Regions from separate parts of the Mus musculus genome. Here regions 2, 3 and 4 are each linked to region 1. A link is a loop called in an ENCODE intact Hi-C map of the cell type or tissue named here. Cell type or tissue: heart. All regions are shown on one strand. Links, peaks and the distances in the headings refer to the core of each region. The heading gives the core; the rest is flanking DNA.

Region 1 (4,296 bases), core at 705-3,204:
CTACTGTCTGTTACCAGTCCCTCTTCTGCAACCTCACCTCTGGTTTGCGGCAGCTGGGAAGAATGGTACAGCTGAGACTGGGCAACTATGAGTCTTTCATGAAACACTCCACCTGCTTTAACTATCCTGTAAGTGTTAGCCTGGCCCTTCCCTCTGGTTTCTTGCCAGGTGATTTCAACATCTATCTTTTCAAGTCTTTCTGGGGAATGTTCTCTGGGACAGCCTAACTGGCCATGTATCTGGAGGCTAATTTCCCATATCACACAGACTGGACCCTACAGAAGGGTAAAAAAAGTGTATGTGACAATGGTGTTGAGTGACAGATCATGTTTGCTTCACGCATATTTATGTTTTAAAGAGATTTTTATATTATTTTTAAAATTATAAGAAATTTAAATAAGACCCAGGAGATACTGTAAAAACTGATAAGTTAAAAGCATTATGGTTGTGGGGTGGGGGTGGGGAATCCCTGCTCTTACAAAGCCAGTTTGCTTTCTGTAGGTCAAACATTAGCCCCTCTTCCCAGGTCCTTTTTCCTACAAAACCTCTCCTCTCACACTTGATACAGTAGGATCTTCAGGCACTTTGTTCTCTCTCTCTCTCTCTCTCTCTCTCTCTCTCTCTCTCTCTCTCTCTCTCTCTCTGTCTCTCTCTCTCTCATTTCCTTAATGCATGGACAGATCAGGAGAATGCTTGCTTTCTTTTTCACTTCCGTACTGGCTGGACAGATCAGGAGAATGTTGTCTTTCATGATAGCCCAACTGGGAACTTGAAGAGCTTTTCATTTCCACACAATGAGGGATCCAGCTGTCTCCAGGTCACACCAGAGCAGATATGTCATCCTTTGTACAAATCACCTTTATAATTTTCCTCTGAAACGCTAGCAGATACCGTCTTTGTTTAACTTCCACGTCTCAACATTTCAAGTGGTCTGTAATAAGGCGTATTGACTGCAGAAACTGTCCCTGGAAACGGGGGCTGAGCATCCAGCAACTGTATATTTATACTTTTTCATAAAGAAGGGCTTCACAATTTGAAGCGTCAGGGCCTATAAAGTGCTCTTTAGTAATGTCTTATGATGCAGAGCCTGGATTTTCTTCTACTTGTTTGTAATTTTGAACCTAGTTAACTTTCAGTCTCGTTTTGTAGCTGTAACAATAGATTAACATTGCTTACATCTATAGGATTCAATGGTATGTAAACAATGCTTCCCATGTAAGAAACGAATGTTCCTAAATGTTAGCTGTCATTATTGCTGGCTCTGGATTCTCTGCTCCCCATCACAGGCACGCACATACCCTTGTCAAACCAAACCTGTATACAATCTACTTGCTATCTGAATTTAACAAATGATACAGCTTAATTCTTAGAGTAACACCTGTGCTCAGGTCACTTCTTCATTAAGGTGCCATGTTCAGATGCTGTCTGGGTTCCAGAAGCTCCTGGAGCGAGCACTGTCTTTCTCCTAGCTGTTGTCTGCGGGGTCACCCGAGGACAGTTTACCAAGGTTGTGCCTAGAACCAGACAGCATGCATCTCATCAGCAGAGTTAGCTTTGAGGGTGGCACCTATTAAGTTCTGGAAAACTGATGGCTGTCACCACCCCTAGACCAGGTTGTTATTTACTTTGGGCTTCAAGTTCTTTCCAACACCCCATCAGAGATTAGGGAGTAAAACACCGCTCAGCCCGAGCGCAATGGGGTGTGGCGGAACGGGGATGGGGCATCGCCCACCTCTTCACTCTTTAGAATATGTCACGGCAGCCGGGGCTGGATACCGGGTCCCCCGGGCGGCCCCAGAGGGCGGGAGGCCGAGAGGAGGCGGCGGACGCATCCGCCGCCGCAGGAGGCGGAGCGCTGCACCTGGCGCCCGGTTCTCCAGCTCAGCCCTGAAACGGGTCCAGCCGGTCGGGAGCGAAGGCGGCGGCAGCGAGGCCAGGCCTGGGACCAAAGCGGCGAGGAGGAGCGGACAGAGGGGTTGCGCCGGACTGCGCCGGGCCAGCGCCATCGCTCGCCCCACCCGGCTTGCATCCAGCCGTCGCGCCCGCCGCACCCCCGGGAGAGGAGCTAGCCACCCAACCGACATGCGGCGCTCTGGCCTGCCCGCCGCCGCCCCGGCGCCCCGAGCGGCCGCCCCGCACCCCGGGGACAGGGCTCCCCGCGCCTCGCGCAGCTGAGCGCCTCCAGGTGAGTGGGTCGGCGCCGCCCCGGGGCCCCGGATCCTCCTCCGTGCACCTGCTGCGGGGTGGGCGCCGCCCCGGCCCGGGGCCTCCGAGCCTATCCCGCCCTCCCGGGTGCCGCCTGTCATCTCGGGGTGCAGGACAGCGGCGTCCCCCGCGCCCGCAGCACTTCCGCAAACGTAATTGGAGTCGGGAAAACAAAGGCGCTGCCCGGGAGCCCTTGGCCGCCGCCCGCCCGCAGCTGCTGCAGAAGGTGGGGGGCGCGGGTGGGCCCCGCGGGCCCAAGCCTGTCAGAGTCCGGTCCCGGCGTCGCCTTGGAGGTAAACATCCCCGGGAGAGAGGGGGAGGCGAGCTTGTCTTCATGGCCCTTGACAGTGTCCCCCTGTGTAGCAGGAGGAAACTGACATTGTCTGCCTCCCCCGTGGAAACAAATACAGGGGGCGGTACACCTCTTCCCGGGCTGCTACCTCCTTAGGAGAAATGTCCTACGGTGTGCGTGCGCGCTGAGCACTGAGCTTCAACTCAGGCTTGGGTCCCTCGCTTCACAGAGACTACCAGGTAGAGGAAAGATTCAGATGTAGCCCCTCCTCCTCCCTTTGCCCCTCCCCACGTGGTCTTGCCCGTGGATTACCACCCTTAAGTCTGGCACACTGTGCGTTTTGATTCTCCCACACGCCTGCGAAACCACAAACATTCCCTTTCATCAAAAAAAAAAAAAATTAATAAGCATGCCTACACCCACTGGGACATATAATACCTGCCAATCCATCGTAGAAATAACCTTGTGGAGTTGAAGTTTCAACTCCCAACCAGTGTCTAAGTAGTTTTGTGTCCTTTGGTTGTTGTTACATCATCCCAGGCTGCAGTTTTCTCACACAGAGAAAAAAGATGGATACAAGATGATAGTAATCCAGTCAAATCTCCTTTAACCTTGCTGGAGGTTCACGATGTTGTGTGTAGTTGTGTGTGATATTGTGTGTGATATTAGGTGTAGTTGAAAGTAGGCAGCATACAGTTTATGTGCTACCAGCAGCACTGTAAAAGAGAACATTGGGTAGGTCCATGTTCTGCACAGAGCATTGCTTCCTTGAGACCAGGCCCTAGCCAGCTAAAAGTGTATGCATTATTGATGCCCTTATGAAGAAAAGGAGGAGGATAAAATCCTTTGCATTGGGAAGCTTGGCTCTGACACCCAATACTTGTCATTAGCATATGTGGAAGATTTTTTCATTTGATTGGTGATGAGTAAGGGTGATTGGGCGTTTTTCACAGGTTGTGAGTAAAAATTCACAATATTAAAAAAAATTGCTTAGGAAAAGGTTGAAACATTGTTACTACAATGCAAGACACATCTGGAAAGAAAAAGGGGTCTAATTTTAAAAAAATGAATTAAAACTATTAAATATTTTACAGTTTTCCAGGCTATCTATCAAGGTAAATATAAAACAAGAAGGTAGACTAAAACAGAAACAAAACAGTACATGTCTGGTGGTCTGGGTATTGAGTCATCACCAATTCTATGCAACATATATACATACATATACATAATACACACATATACATATATGCACATATTTATATCTATTATAATATATAGTACATGTGTGTCTATATATAAATAATATATATGTTAAAATACACACACACACATATATATGTATATATATATATAAAACTTCTGCATTATCTTATAGTAATATGGCACTTTTGGAATTCTTATGTTTTTAAAGGCACCATTCTGGAGCTAGTTTCCAAATCCCTGTACCAATGTCTAATTTTATGCACCATGAAAAAGAAGCTCAGAGAAATTATGCAACTTAGACCACCCACATATTCAATAAGAGGTGGAGTTAGAATTGACCTATCCCGCTGGCCCCAAAGCAAGCCCAGGAAGCTTCCAGAAGGTTCCTCCAGATAGGGACCTATCCCTTCTCCACCACAGTGAAGCTTTTCCTTTGCTTCTTGCCTTTGAAAATTAACTTTGTTTCAACATGTGTGCATTACACATGCTAGCATTTCTCCATGCAGAATCGTCTACATATTGATGATGTATATAAATTAGAGGATTTATAATATTTTTACCCATTTATTCTTACATTTTTGAACTTACAAGAAATG
Region 2 (4,296 bases), core at 783-3,282, 79 kb after region 1:
CCTTTTGAGCCAGCTCCTGGGCATCCAGAAGGGAGTTAGTGCCTGGTGAAGGGAAGGTCTCAGGTTCTGTTTACTGGTCCTAAAGAACAGGTTTGCACTGTTTCCATGAAGGTCTTCATTCAGGGCATGTGGCAATGACACTTTCAGCCTTCACACCACCACAGTAAAGCTCTCTTGCACAAATGAAAACGAGTTTTTCCTTATTTGCATGGCTTATTTTTCTCTGAGGTGCATGGGTCCCACCCAGCTGGAGTAGGATCTTTGCCTTTTATTTGCATTCCTGTTCAGAATGAAGTCAACTTGCAGGTAGACTGTCAGTCTGCAGGCTAAAGAGCTGTTCCTCCAGGAAGGCACCCCCAAGGCCATACTGCTTTTCATGTGTGCTGACTTCCTCTGGTGACAGGTGGCTGGCTCCAAGAACAAACTCTGCAAACCTTAGAAAATTTTGTTTTAAATAGTTAATTTTTGATTGGATGGAACACAGGGCCCCCAATGGAAAGTACCCAAGGAGCTAAAGGGGTCTGCAACCCTATAGGTGGAACAACAATATGAACTAACCAGTACCCCCAGAGCTCGTGTCTCTAGCTGCATATGTATCAGAAGATGGCCTAATAGGCCATCATTGGGAAGAAAGGCCCCTTGGTCTTGCAAACTTTATATGCCTCAGTACGGGGAAACGCCAGGGCCAAGAAGTGGGAGTTGGTGGCGGGGGAGGGTCTGGGGGACTTTTGGGATAGCATTTGAAATGTAAATGAGGAAAATACCTAATTAAAAAAATAGTTAATTTTGTCATGGAGGTTTATCCGAAAGATGATGTGTGCCTCCCCACTTATCCCCTTTAATTAAATTTGAATTTGTGTCAGCTGAGGATAGCATGTAAACCTAAACAGAGGACAGCATATGTGATTTCATGTGGGCAGGATTATTCATCCACAAGCAGGTGTACCAAGTCATTCCTTCAACTTCCTCTGTTCCTTCTGAGTGTAGTGCATTGTTCAGATTTCACTGTCAATGCCTCGCTCAGATCTGCATGGCATCTAAGACCTCAGCAGCTCTCCCGGCAGGCCAGAGCACCCAGGAAGTAGAACTCCCACAATTCTGGTGTAAGGTGTAACCAAGAGGAATGGTTGCTTCTAAGCAGAAACGTATGCTGCAGATACTACGTGATTTTCAAATCACTTCAAATGTGTGCTGTGGCCAGGGCAGGACTTACTTTTTAGGAGCCTGGAGTCTGGAGACAGCCAGCCAGGAAGGGAAGTCAGGCCTGCAGCAGGCTTGGCGCAGTTCCTCGAGAGCCCTGGCTGTTGCAGCTTCAGCTTGCTCCCTGTACTCGTCATCAGTGAGATACCTCGCCACCTGAGGTTCTGCTGTGAACCACGGCCTCATTTTCCTAAAACACATGACACGTGGTTGACAGATTCCTGCCCAAATCAATCCTTGTAATACTCAAAAATATGCATTTTACACGCCAACAGTCATACCTGGGAGCTCCTTGTATGGCAGACTGCACTTTGCACAGCCCTGCCATGACAGAGGGGTAAGGAATGAGTCTACTGTGCTTGCCTCTTCTCTCCCTGCCATAGCAATGGCCTAAGGCCTTGGAGAATCAATTTCTGGTTGAGATGTTGATTAAACTTTTTTCATTGATTTCTAATCAAACAATTAGACAAAATGTCTGGCTTCCTACTTTGTCTGCTGTTTTTTTTTTTTTTTTTTCTTTTTTTGGCAAGCTTTCAATGTGTCCTTTCATTAAGACCAACAGGGAGGAACACCACTTACTACACTACGAAGAAGCTGGAATTGTGGGGTATCACCCCCACCTAGTGGTGGTGCCTCTGATTAACCCGACACAGAAAGGAGATGCTGCACAAGATCCATCAAGGAAAGGAACTTGAATTAGTTCTTCTTTGGCTACATACACACCAAGAACCCAGAGGCTGGATGTTGTCTTCCAGTCAGGAAAGGGATAAATATCATAAAACTATAGCAATCTGCACGTTAGGAACTCAAGATGATAACAGAGACATATGGCACCTGAACGAACGAACTGGTTTGAAAACCAAGTGACGTTGTTTTTTTTTTTTTTTCTCCTCTTCTGAACAACTAGCCAGGTTTCCTATAGGAAAAACCCAGGCTCTGACCCAGAACACTGGAGCACAACCCAATTTGAAGGTGACCTCACTGTCTGAACTTGGCCAATCTCTTCCTGGTTCCACTTCACTGTGTCACATGGTAAGGACAGCAGAATGCTTGCCTCATCAGCCACTGAAGAGATGAGGTGGGATATTTACACAAACTGCTCAGTCATCATCAAAAAAAACAGCTATTATATATTAACATAAACACAAAGAGCACTTTGCAAACTAGAAAGTGTGATAAAAAGTAAACACATTTTTTGCCTGGTTTATTATTTAACCTGTAGACTTCTTTCTACTTTAGTCCCTACTGTCTCAGATAATTATTCTCTACCAATGGGTAAAGTAGACAGCATAGCAGTACATATGTATTGCTATAGAATGCCCCTCAGACACATAATGGAGCCATCATGCAAATGAGAACACACTTGCTATTGGCAAGACAGTAGCTAAGGGAAGGAGATAGGAACTCTGTGTTCCTTGGGCCACAAGCCCGGCAGGCTGTGCAGTGGCCGGCCACCTCCTAGTGGAGGGGCCTCTTCTCAGATGGGGCCAGGAGAAAAGCCCTTTGGTCTCAAGGCATCCCACTTACACTGCTGCCTTTTATCCTATGACTACCTTGTACTGTTTCTAATGTTTTACCCAAGTGATGCTATCACACACAGGGCCACTAGATCCAGAAACTACCTGACACTATGGAGTCTGCTTCCTCACAGCCAATGATCAAGCATCTATTAACTCCCTTTACCAGCCTTAACCTCACTTTCCTACTCCAAGTCTCTCTCTGTGTCTGCCTGGACCACAGCAATGTCTAAGAATACCTTCTACTACAGGACTTCCCTGTTGACCCTATGCCAGAAAGCAGATGGGTCTACCCCACCAGCCAACAATTACTCATCTCTAGTTTAGTTTTTCCTGGGTGAAGTTTCTACTTTTCATTAGATTAACTGCCAGCATTTTCAGTGAAAGAATTACATCTAAGTACTAGTCTACATTTACAGTTTCCTTTGAATATCAGATCTGAAAGCAGAATCCACATTTTAGCAACAATCAACTCCTGCTTGTTTTAAATGCTGCCTTTGTGATGGGGGTGCAGTGCAGAGTTTCCCATAGTCCTGTTGGCCACCCACTGCCTTGCTCCTGCCTGGGCCCAAACTTTTGGACTTATACCTTCTGTCTAGACAGGAGGCAGTGAACGAATGGAAATGCGCACAGCTGAGCCCCACACCAAGCCCCACACACAGAACCAGGCTGGACTCCTCAGTGAGCCCATCCAGTATGGCCAGGGCACACCTCACTCAGTGTACTGACAGCACTGTTGCCTGGTGATGGCTTTATAGGGGGCCTTTTCTCTGTCAGGAATGCATTCCACATCTGTTCAAGGGCCACCCTGGGTCATTACTTAAGATTCAACCCAATGATATCTCTTGCAGGAAGTCCTTCCTGGATTAACACTTTAGTTCCGGGGGAAGCTGTTTTCATACTTAAAGGATACATAGTGTTAGGGCTAGAAAGAAGATTCAGTGGCTAAGAATGACAAGTGCTCTCCAGAGGACTGCAGTATGGTTCCCAGCACCCACACCAGGTGCTCACGACTGCACGTAACTGCAGCAACACAGGACCTTCTGGCCATTCTGAGTACCCACAAACATATGGCAGACACACACAAACACATACACACATATACACACTTTTTTTTTAAAGGCAGTTGATATATAATTGCATGCCCACATCTCTACAATATACATCCTCAAGAGCAGGACCATCTCCATCTGTGTGCCTGACACAGATGCAGGCTAAGGAAACACGTAACAATACTGTGTCAGCAGAGGTGACCTTATCTTTCTTTCTGTATTTTCACGAGGCTAAATTTAAAATGTAAAACAAAGTGAGCCCTTAATAAAAATGAACTGAGTAACTCCTTCCAATCATCCAGGACATTTCCCCCTAATTCCTCTCTTGTAAGCACAATTAATATCACCATGTCGACATTGGCTCTAATGAAAAGAAGTGTATGATAAAGGTAGAAACGTTATACAACCCAGAGCCCAAGCAACTTCTTCACTGATTCTAGCGAGCTCTAACCTCAGAGTAATTTGTGGTATAACTCAAAGAAGATGGAGCAAACACTTAGAGCTCTTGTTCCTCTAAGAAAAGTGAA
Region 3 (4,296 bases), core at 1,076-3,575, 72 kb after region 1:
GGTGAATGAAAGGGCCACAAAGTGAACAAGGACTTCATCTCCCTCTTCTGATTATTTATTCTGAATATTGGGTTCTTAGTGAAAAGTGAGAGGGAAAAAAGTATATCTATAGTTTTATTCGTCTTGAAGAAAAGAACTTTAAAAAATATAAGACATATTGAAAAGGGAACCAGATGGAACTTAGTAGAACATATGCTTTTTTTGTTGTTTAGAAAAGTTCACTGAACTTTGTACATCTCTAGCAAATCTATTTTTATATGCATATAGTATATAGTGAGCATAGTTCTTTGGGACGCAAAGCTGTTGCTGACTACTGCATACTGAGTTGAGCTTTAAAATGTCTTTGATGCAATGGGCTGTGAGAATGAGCAGAAGTGAGAGGCTATTTCAAAGACTCCAAGCAACTCAGTATCCTAAGACATGACAGACAAGGCCTTCCTAAGCAGACCCTTCTATAGCAGCCTCTGATGCTGGATTTTAATTAGACTTGGGTTCTAATTAGCTAATGGAATTAAAAAAAAAAAAGACAACTCACCAGATTCCTAAGTGTTAAGCTAAAGAGTACTATTTACAAACAGCAGGATAAGATTTAAGTGCCTGGGGGAGGGACATGATGTTTAAAACTTACATAGTAGGTCTGTTTTGTTTGTGAAGGAGTAAGTAGGGAACCAGGAATGGGAATTCTGGGAATAAGAATGACTTTCTAAAGACTTAAGACAAGAATCTTAGAATATTCTTCTCCCCCAAACCATAGTCATACACTGAAAACTTTTGGGTTTGAGCTACAAACTACACCAGGTACCACCCCAGATAGAGGGTGTCTTGGGTGACTGCATGTAGAGCTTGCTCCTAGAAGGAAAGCAGAGGCTGTAAGAAGCCAAGGGATGCCTGCCTATATGGAAGGGGGATGCTGCTGTGGTTGAATGGGGGTCAGTCATATTGTGGATGGACACCAGAATGGTTCGAAATGGAAGCTCACCCTAGCCTCTAACATAGGAGACAGGATCAGCTGTACAGTGAAGGCCTCTGTGTGACCGTTCTGCCTGCCCCTGCCTCGGGAGGAAACATTCTACACCTGGATGCCTAGCTTCACTACAAAACACAGCTTGGAATGATGGGAACAATTAAGCTGATGGTTACTTTTGCACTTGAATGGTACTGCACTGTCAACCCCCAAGGCTCATTTTAAGTGACCTTTAAAATCAGATGTATTTATTATGCTCGTGCAATTACAGAAATGAAGTGGGAGACAGGCTGAGCCCCACCTATGAATGTACAGTATGTGGATTGTGAAAGTGACTGTAGGGAATCAGAGCGTTGTATCTTGTGTTTACAATTCTGGTTGATTTCTTTGAAAAGCTGCTGGTTTGGGAAATGCACAGTGGGTGTATTGAAATAAAAGGTAAATACCATTTTTAAATATTTCGTAAATGAAAAACACGTGACCAAACAAGAGAACATCCTCTGCTCTGTAATGAATGACACCAAATTCAATATGCCTTCGTTACAAAATGTTTACTGTGAGCGTCGATCCAACAGTGCAGTAATTTCTAGCCTTTTGAGCTGACACCTTCACGAGTTTGTGGACTTTGTGACTTTTTCTTCCTGTTCTTACAGTGCCATATGTCACTTGAAAAATATTAAAGTGAATTCCAATTAAACTTGATTTGAGAATTTTATAACCTCTCTTGAGATCCTTAGAAATACTCAGGGATGTCAAAGCTGAGGCTAGGAATCACTACCATAGTGATTTGTCCTGCTCCTCTCTGCCTGCAGGAAGTTATGCTACCCTAGAGTTCTGTGTGAACCCAACTTGGCTCGATGCTATTAACTAGACTATTCTTTTTTTTTAATTAGGTATTTTCCTTGTTTACATTTTCAATGCTATCCCAAAGGTCCCCCATACCCACCCCCCCAACCCCTTACCCACCCACTCCCCCTTTTTGGCCCTGGCGTTCCCCTGTACTGGGGCATATAAAGTTTGCAAGTCCAATGGGCCTCTCTTTGCAGTGATGGCTGACTAGGCCATCTTTTGATACATATGCAGCTAAAGACAAGAGCTCCAGGGTACTGGTTAGTTCATATTGTTGTTCCACCTATAGGGTTGCAGTTCCCTTTAGCTCCTTGGGTACTTTCTCTAGCTCCTCCATTGGGAGCCCTGTGATCCATCCATTAGCTGACTGTGATCATCCACTTCTGTATTTGCTAGGCCCCGGCATAGTCTCACAAGAGAGAGCTATATCTGGGTCCTTTTAGCAAAATTTTGCTAGTGTGTGCAATGGTGTCAGCGTTTGGAAGCTGATTATGGGATGGATCCCTGCATATGGCAATCACTAGATGGTCCATCTTTTTTGTCACAGCTCCAAATTTTGTCTCTGTAACTAGACTATTCTTAAAGCAGAGTAATAGTACATGCCAAAGGCCAGCACAGCTCAAGAGCCAGAGTCATAGGACAGTGCTACTTTATCGTCCTAGTGAGCTTGCAGTGGCAGGAAGTTGCAGTGGCAGGAAGTTGCAGTGGCAGGAAGTTGCAGTGGCAGGAAGTTGCAGTGGCAGAAAGCAGGCAGGTGGCTAGCACTCCCGGGGATTTGCAGCTTGCTCATGGGACTCCTAAGCAATATGCCTCTCGGCATATCAGTTAAGTAGAGCAGCTGCAAAAGGGGAAGTTCATCCATGGTTAGGTCATTTGTTTTTCAAAAGCCCTACCTGGTATACATAACCTTCCCCATTGAAAATATGAGGATTCTTAAGCGAATAGGGCCTAAGTTATGGGATCATGGTCAGAGCCAGGACACAGACTCAACTCTTGCTAACACCAGAGCCCTGCCTACCACCTTCCCATCCTAGTGGGAGGGAAAGCGTCCACGGTGGTACAAGACATAAATAGCCAAGCCATGAGTTCTGTGTGCCTGAAACCTATGTGTGTTTGTTTCTATTCTTGATTTCTAGACATTCTCTAAAACCTTAAATCAGCATCCCAAGCAATAGCCTTACCAATAAAACGTCCTGACAAGATTGTAGGCTACTTTTGTTGTCCCAGTATGAGTGCTATGGGCTGCTTGTGACTCTTACAGTGGATATGTACCTACTGTGTCTCTGAGGATTTCTATCTTTTTTTGTTTGGTTGGTTGGCTTTATTGTTTGTAGAACATGATTTTAGTATTTTCAACTGTTAATATTCAACAAACAGAATCATTTTAAGATATATTTTGTTGTATTTCATTTCTGATTTTATTAATTTAGATACTGTCTTTGTGCCCTCTGGTTAGTCTGGCTAAGGGTTTATCTACCTTGTTGATTTTTCTCAAAAAAACAGCTTCTGATTTTGATTCTCTGTAGAGTTGGTTTTGTTTCTACTTGGTTGATTTCAGCCCTGAGTTTGATTATTTCCTGCCATCTACTCCTCTAGGGTGTATTTGCTTCTTTTTGTTCTAGAGCTTTCAGGTGTGCTGTCAAGCTCCTGTAAGCTCTCTCCAATTTCTTTTGGGAGAACTTAGAGCTATGAGTTTTCCTCTTACAACTGCTTTCCTTGTGTCCCATAAATTTTGGTATGATGTGTCTTCATTTTCATTAAATTCTAAAAAGCGTTTCATTTTTTTTCTTTTTTTCTTCCTTGACTGAGTTATCATTGTGTAGAGCATTGTTCAGCTTCCACGTGTATGTGTGCTTTCTGTTGTTTTTATTGATATTTAAGACCAGCCTTAGTCTGTGGTGATCTGATAGTGTGCATGGAATAATTTCAATCTTCTTGTATCTGTTGAGGCCTGTTTTGTGACTGATTATATGGTCAGTTTTGGAGAAGGTACCATGAGGTGCTGAGAAGAAGGTATATTCTTTTGCTTTAGGATGAAATGTTCTATAGATATTGTTAGATCCGTTTGGTTAATAAGTTCTGTTAGTGTCTCTGTTTAGTTTCTGTTTCCCTGATCTGTCTATTCCTGAAAGTGGGGTGTTGAAGTCTCCCACTATTATTGTATGGGGTACAATGTGTGCTTTGAGCTTTAGTAAAGTTTCTTTTATGAATGTGGGTGCCCTTGCATTTGGACCATAGATATTCAGAATTGAGAGTTCTTCTTGGTTGATTTTTCATTTGACCAGTATAAAGTGTCCTTCCTTATCTTTTTTGATAACTTTTGGTTGAAAGTTGATTTTATTGGATATTAGAATGGCTACTCCAGCTTGTTTCTTGGGACCACTTGCTTAGAAAAATGTTTTCCAACCTTTTACTCTGAGGTAGTCTCTGTCTTTGTCACTGAGGTACATTTCCTGTATGCAGCAAAATGCTGGGTCCTGTTT
Region 4 (4,296 bases), core at 948-3,447, 51 kb after region 1:
CATCCTGGTTTTTTGTTTGTTTGTTTTGTTTTTTGTGGGTTTTTTTTGTGCCCATGAATTAAATAAAAATTCTACATTTTGAAAGTGGTTGAGAAAAAGCTAGAGAATTCATGAAAATTATATTAAATTTAAATTCTAGTGCTTCTAACTAGCTGTTGGTATGGGCACACTTATTCATTTGTGGCTGCTATCACATTGCCACAGTGGAGTTCAATTGCAATAGACTGTAGTGCAGAAAGCCTAAATTGTCTACTTCATATGCCCTAATACTAATCCCTAAGTTAGGCTAAGTGGGAACCATGAACAGGGCTGCTTTCCAACTTAAAAACGAAGCTGAAAGGCCTGTTTCTGTATAGGGGTTTATATCTTAATTTTCTGTGTCATTTTTTTTGGTAACAGAGAGAGGCTGATAGATTAGTAGCAAGTAAAAGTAATTTTTATCAAACAAGACTGAACTATATGCTTTTATTCACTAAGCCACATAAGTATGAACACACTATCTGTAGAACTAGATGGCCCAGGCCTCTCTCTATGGAAAGAACTTCCTTGAGGATCTCATAAGCTCCTTCTAGTAGTGTGTCCCTGTCCCCTGCACCTCCCACTTTGACTTTGTCTTTTCTTGCATACTTATGATCACTTCCAGCTAGAGGCAGTGTTTAGGGAATGTAAAAATACAGTTGTACAAGATGAGGGCAGGTGCCGATTGTCCTGTGGGTTTTCCTTCACTCTGGTTTTCATCCACTTAGAGAGCATGGCAAGCAGGCTAGGAGGAGGCTCGGTGGCTATGGCCACTTTCTGTGCTTCTAGAGGACCTGAGCTTGGTTCCCAGCACTCATAGCAGACAGCTTGCAACAGCCTGTGGCTCCATGTCCAGGAGATATGATGTTCTTTTCTGGTTTCTATGTGTACCTGGAAACATGTGCACATGTTCTGCCTGCCTGCCTACCTGCCTGTCTGTCTATCTGTCTGTGCCTCTGTCTCTCAAGGAAAGAAAATAAAAGCCTCAAGGTTAAGAAAATTATCTGTGCTGCACAGTCTTATTCTATGCTCATTTTGATTGACTTATATTTTTGGCGGTAGTAATATGAGAGATTGCTGTACATTTATCTGTTTTGTAAGAATGTGATATCACAGGTAATTTTAAAAATGACAAACATGAATCAGTGTACTCCAGAGAAAACATTTGATTTCCAGTTTATCGTTTGTCATACTTGCTTGGCTTTCAAAGATGTGAATTTTATGAAACTCTTTGGTGACCTGCATATATATATTCAAGGCTTAGGTTTCCATTTTTACACTTCCCCCGTCCACTTTAACCTCTCTGCCCATCATTGTGAAGTGACTATGGACCCAGCCATGTCTAGGCTCCAGCCACTTGGAAGGAGGCCAGCAATGTCATTATATTGCTGGCCGTGAGCCCAGACTATCTGAAAAAGCATCAGTTTTGCCACTAATGAAGTTTTTAGGAAGGGTGATGCTGGCTTTGACATTAAGCATTTGGGGACATTAAGCATAAGGCAGCAGGCAGATAAGATAGGGACAGTCTCCTTCCAACACTGGTGGTTAAGTTTTTCCATGAGGTATCCTGTTCCTAAGTTTGGAACATATCCGTTTAATTGTGAATGGTTTGGAGAGTGAAATAAGTAATACTCACAATTTGTGTTTCACACTTGACCCTCAATACTCCCTCATTTATTTATTTATTTTTCTTTTCCAGGGTTTTATACATTGGCCTGGCCTGTAATACAGCTCGCTATATTTACATTTCCTACCTGGAAAATGCCTGGACTGTCCTCCCTATGGAAGTTCTTCAAGGTAAGCTGACAGCTAGCAAGAGACCAGCCTCTTTGCTGCTCCTGCAGTGACCACAGTGGCCCTGGGCCCTGACCTTCTGCATTAGGGTCTACCCCGGAAGGAAGGGAGGGTCCACCTCCAGCTCTGATGGCAGAGGCTGGCTCTTCAGCTGCTCTGAATGCCGTCTTGTGCTGAGCCAAACAAGGCTGGATGTTTTCCACACCCTTGTTTAAACAAAGAAAGAGGAAGAAATTCGGCTGCACAGCCCTCCAAAGATGGTTTTAAAATTAAAAAAAATAAAAATAAAAAAAAAAACCGGATGTATCTTTTAAAGGTTCTTCTGTTATATTTTCTCTCTTAGGTTGTTTTTATTGCATCTGGTGGTTTATAATGAAACCTTGAGGGTCATGTTACTGTTTTTCCATGAGCCACCTAAGTCTTTGCTCAGACAAGCTCTTCCAACTTCCTTCTGTTGCTTCAGGGCACTGCTTCCCACCAAGATATAAATCTGAAAGACTCTTAGCATGTGGGTCAAGAGTACTGAATGCATTGATCTGTGTTCAAAGCTTCTTGCCATGTTAGTGTGCATGACCCTATCTAGATTCTAAAACTTTGCTAGCCTGAATAGTGATTGGTGTTATGATTTTGATTGTCAGGATAAGAATACTGGAGTAGAAGCCCTGTGACAACCTGGGCTCCTAAATCACTGTGATTGCATAATTTCATTAGCTTTCTTAGGTGTTGCTGTATCATTTCCTAACTTGAAGGACGTGAGTGTACTTTAGCCAGGCTAATGTCCTGTCATGACTCAGATTCACAGTTACTCATCTAAGTAGACTATGTAAAACACATGCTCATTTACTATAGTCCCTGCTCACAATGAAAAAAAAAAACCACGCTAAACTAAAGAATAGGTATCATTATAGTCATGTAATTATGTAATTCAAAAATAGGCATTCTTTAAAGGTGCTTTTCCCAGATCTGATATAATGTGTCATTGGTAAGAGAAAATGAGTTTACAAGTATATATACAAAGTTGGATTATATAATAGCAAGTTATTGTTTGTTAAAAGGAAAGCTATTGTCTGTAACTTAGAAGTCTGAAAGGGTTTTACAGTGAAGCACACATCTCAGCATCTTGTCACTTAACAATCATAGACAAAGTGTGGAGCAGAGACTGAAGGCAAGGCCATCCAGAGACTGCTCCACCTGGGGATTCATCCCATATACAGTCTCCAAACCCAGATTCTGTTGTGGATGCCAACAAGTGCTTGTTAACAGGAGCCTGATATAGCTGTCTCCTGAGGTGCTCTACCAGTACCTGACTAATACAGAAGTGGATGCTCTCAGCCAACCATTGGACTGAGCACAGGGTCCCCAATGGAAAAACTAGAGAATGGACCCAAGGAGCTGAAGGGGTTTGCAGCCCCATTGGAGGAACAACAATATGAACAAACCAGTACCTCCAGAGCTCCCTGGGACTACACCACCAACCAAAGAGTACACATGGAGGGACCTATGGCTCCAGCCACATATGTAGTAGAGGACAGCCTTGTCTGTCATCAATGGGAGGAGAGGCCCTTGGTTCTATGAAGGCTCTATGTCCCAGTGTAGGGGAATGCCAGGGCCAGGAAGCAGTAGTGAGTGGGTTGGTGAGCAGGGGAAGGGGGAGGGAATAGGGGGTTTTCTGAGGGTAAACCGGGAAAGGGGATAACATTTGAAATGTAAATAAAGAAAATATCTAATAAAAAAAAAACCAAAGAAATGTATTGCAAAAAAGAGAGAGAGAAAAGGATCATAAAGCAGTAAGCATGAAGAGCAAGGGTTCTCATAAGGAAAACCGAATTTGTGGCATTTCCCACTTCAAGGGTCTGTTCTTTCGTCTTGCTTAATTGTAATATCTTAATTGTTGATATATAAGGAAATTAAGATTCCATAAAGAGATCTGTGTGCCTACTAAAAATTCATGTTGCTATAAAAATATAAAAATGTATATTGCGTATTCACTAATATACTATTTTTTCCTTAAATTAAATATAGATTAGATAGAAAATGACAGTTTACATAAAAGACTCAATAAAAATAGCATTGGTGAATTTGAGCATGCTGGGTTTGTCATACCTGTTCTCCCAGCACTTGAGAGGTTGAGGGAAGACGAGTGTTGTGAGCTTGAGGCTAGCTTGAATGCAGTGTGAGATCCTGTCTATAAAAGCCAACACAAACAAACAACAAAAGACAATTCATGGCGTGATGAAAGGAACAGTCCAAGAGTTTTAGAAGAGAAGAAAACAAATGATCTTTGTTGTCAATTTAGAAATCCTTTTCTGTTATTTAGCAAAGATGTATAAGGTGAACAGAGACATGGTTTTAAAATGGGCTCAGGTGCTAAGGTCTTGCTCTGGAAGCCAGACAGACACAGTGCATGGATGGACGGCAGGGTGTGCACTTGCAGTGAGAAGCTCGTTAGAGCGATTAACTAGATTTGTGAAGCAGAGTAGAGGC

The links. A loop is a pair of places that touch in the nucleus more often than their neighbours do. Peaks named below come from ENCODE experiments on the same cell type or tissue, not always from the same donor. Only the 100,000 strongest peaks of a DNase experiment are listed, where the experiment ranks them.
Region 2: a loop joins it to region 1, with 2.8 times the contacts of the local background. A loop is called at or near these places in 11 of 42 quality-filtered maps.
Region 3: a loop joins it to region 1, with 3 times the contacts of the local background. A loop is called at or near these places in 13 of 42 quality-filtered maps.
Region 4: a loop joins it to region 1, with 3 times the contacts of the local background. A loop is called at or near these places in 10 of 42 quality-filtered maps.

Annotation. Positions count from the first base shown.
Region 1 is chr1:52,724,912-52,729,207 of GRCm38, reverse strand. It overlaps Mfsd6 (major facilitator superfamily domain containing 6), which reads left to right and starts at 1,890. Exons shown (of 6, transcript NM_178081.4): 1 at 1,890-2,185. In heart, for the core only: a CTCF peak has its summit at 1,849; DNase peaks (open chromatin) are centred at 1,907 and 2,337; H3K4me3 peaks cover 1,708 bases; H3K27ac peaks cover 1,286 bases.
Region 2 is chr1:52,645,844-52,650,139 of GRCm38, reverse strand. It overlaps Nemp2 (nuclear envelope integral membrane protein 2), which reads right to left. Exons shown (of 9, transcript NM_001142647.1): 8 at 1,214-1,390; 9 at 1-434. The coding sequence ends at 296. Among named protein-coding and RNA genes, the nearest start is that of Nemp2, 17 kb to the right of the region's middle. In heart, for the core only: a CTCF peak has its summit at 1,838 (motif pointing left); a DNase peak (open chromatin) is centred at 1,829.
Region 3 is chr1:52,653,669-52,657,964 of GRCm38, reverse strand. It overlaps a transcript of Mfsd6 not described here. Among named protein-coding and RNA genes, the nearest start is that of Nemp2, 25 kb to the right of the region's middle. In heart, for the core only: no CTCF peak of the experiment used is centred there; a DNase peak (open chromatin) is centred at 2,534.
Region 4 is chr1:52,673,997-52,678,292 of GRCm38, reverse strand. It overlaps Mfsd6 (major facilitator superfamily domain containing 6), which reads left to right. Exons shown (of 6, transcript NM_178081.4): 3 at 1,718-1,815. Among named protein-coding and RNA genes, the nearest start is that of Nemp2, 45 kb to the right of the region's middle. In heart, for the core only: no CTCF peak of the experiment used is centred there; DNase peaks (open chromatin) are centred at 1,412 and 1,932; H3K27ac peaks cover 727 bases.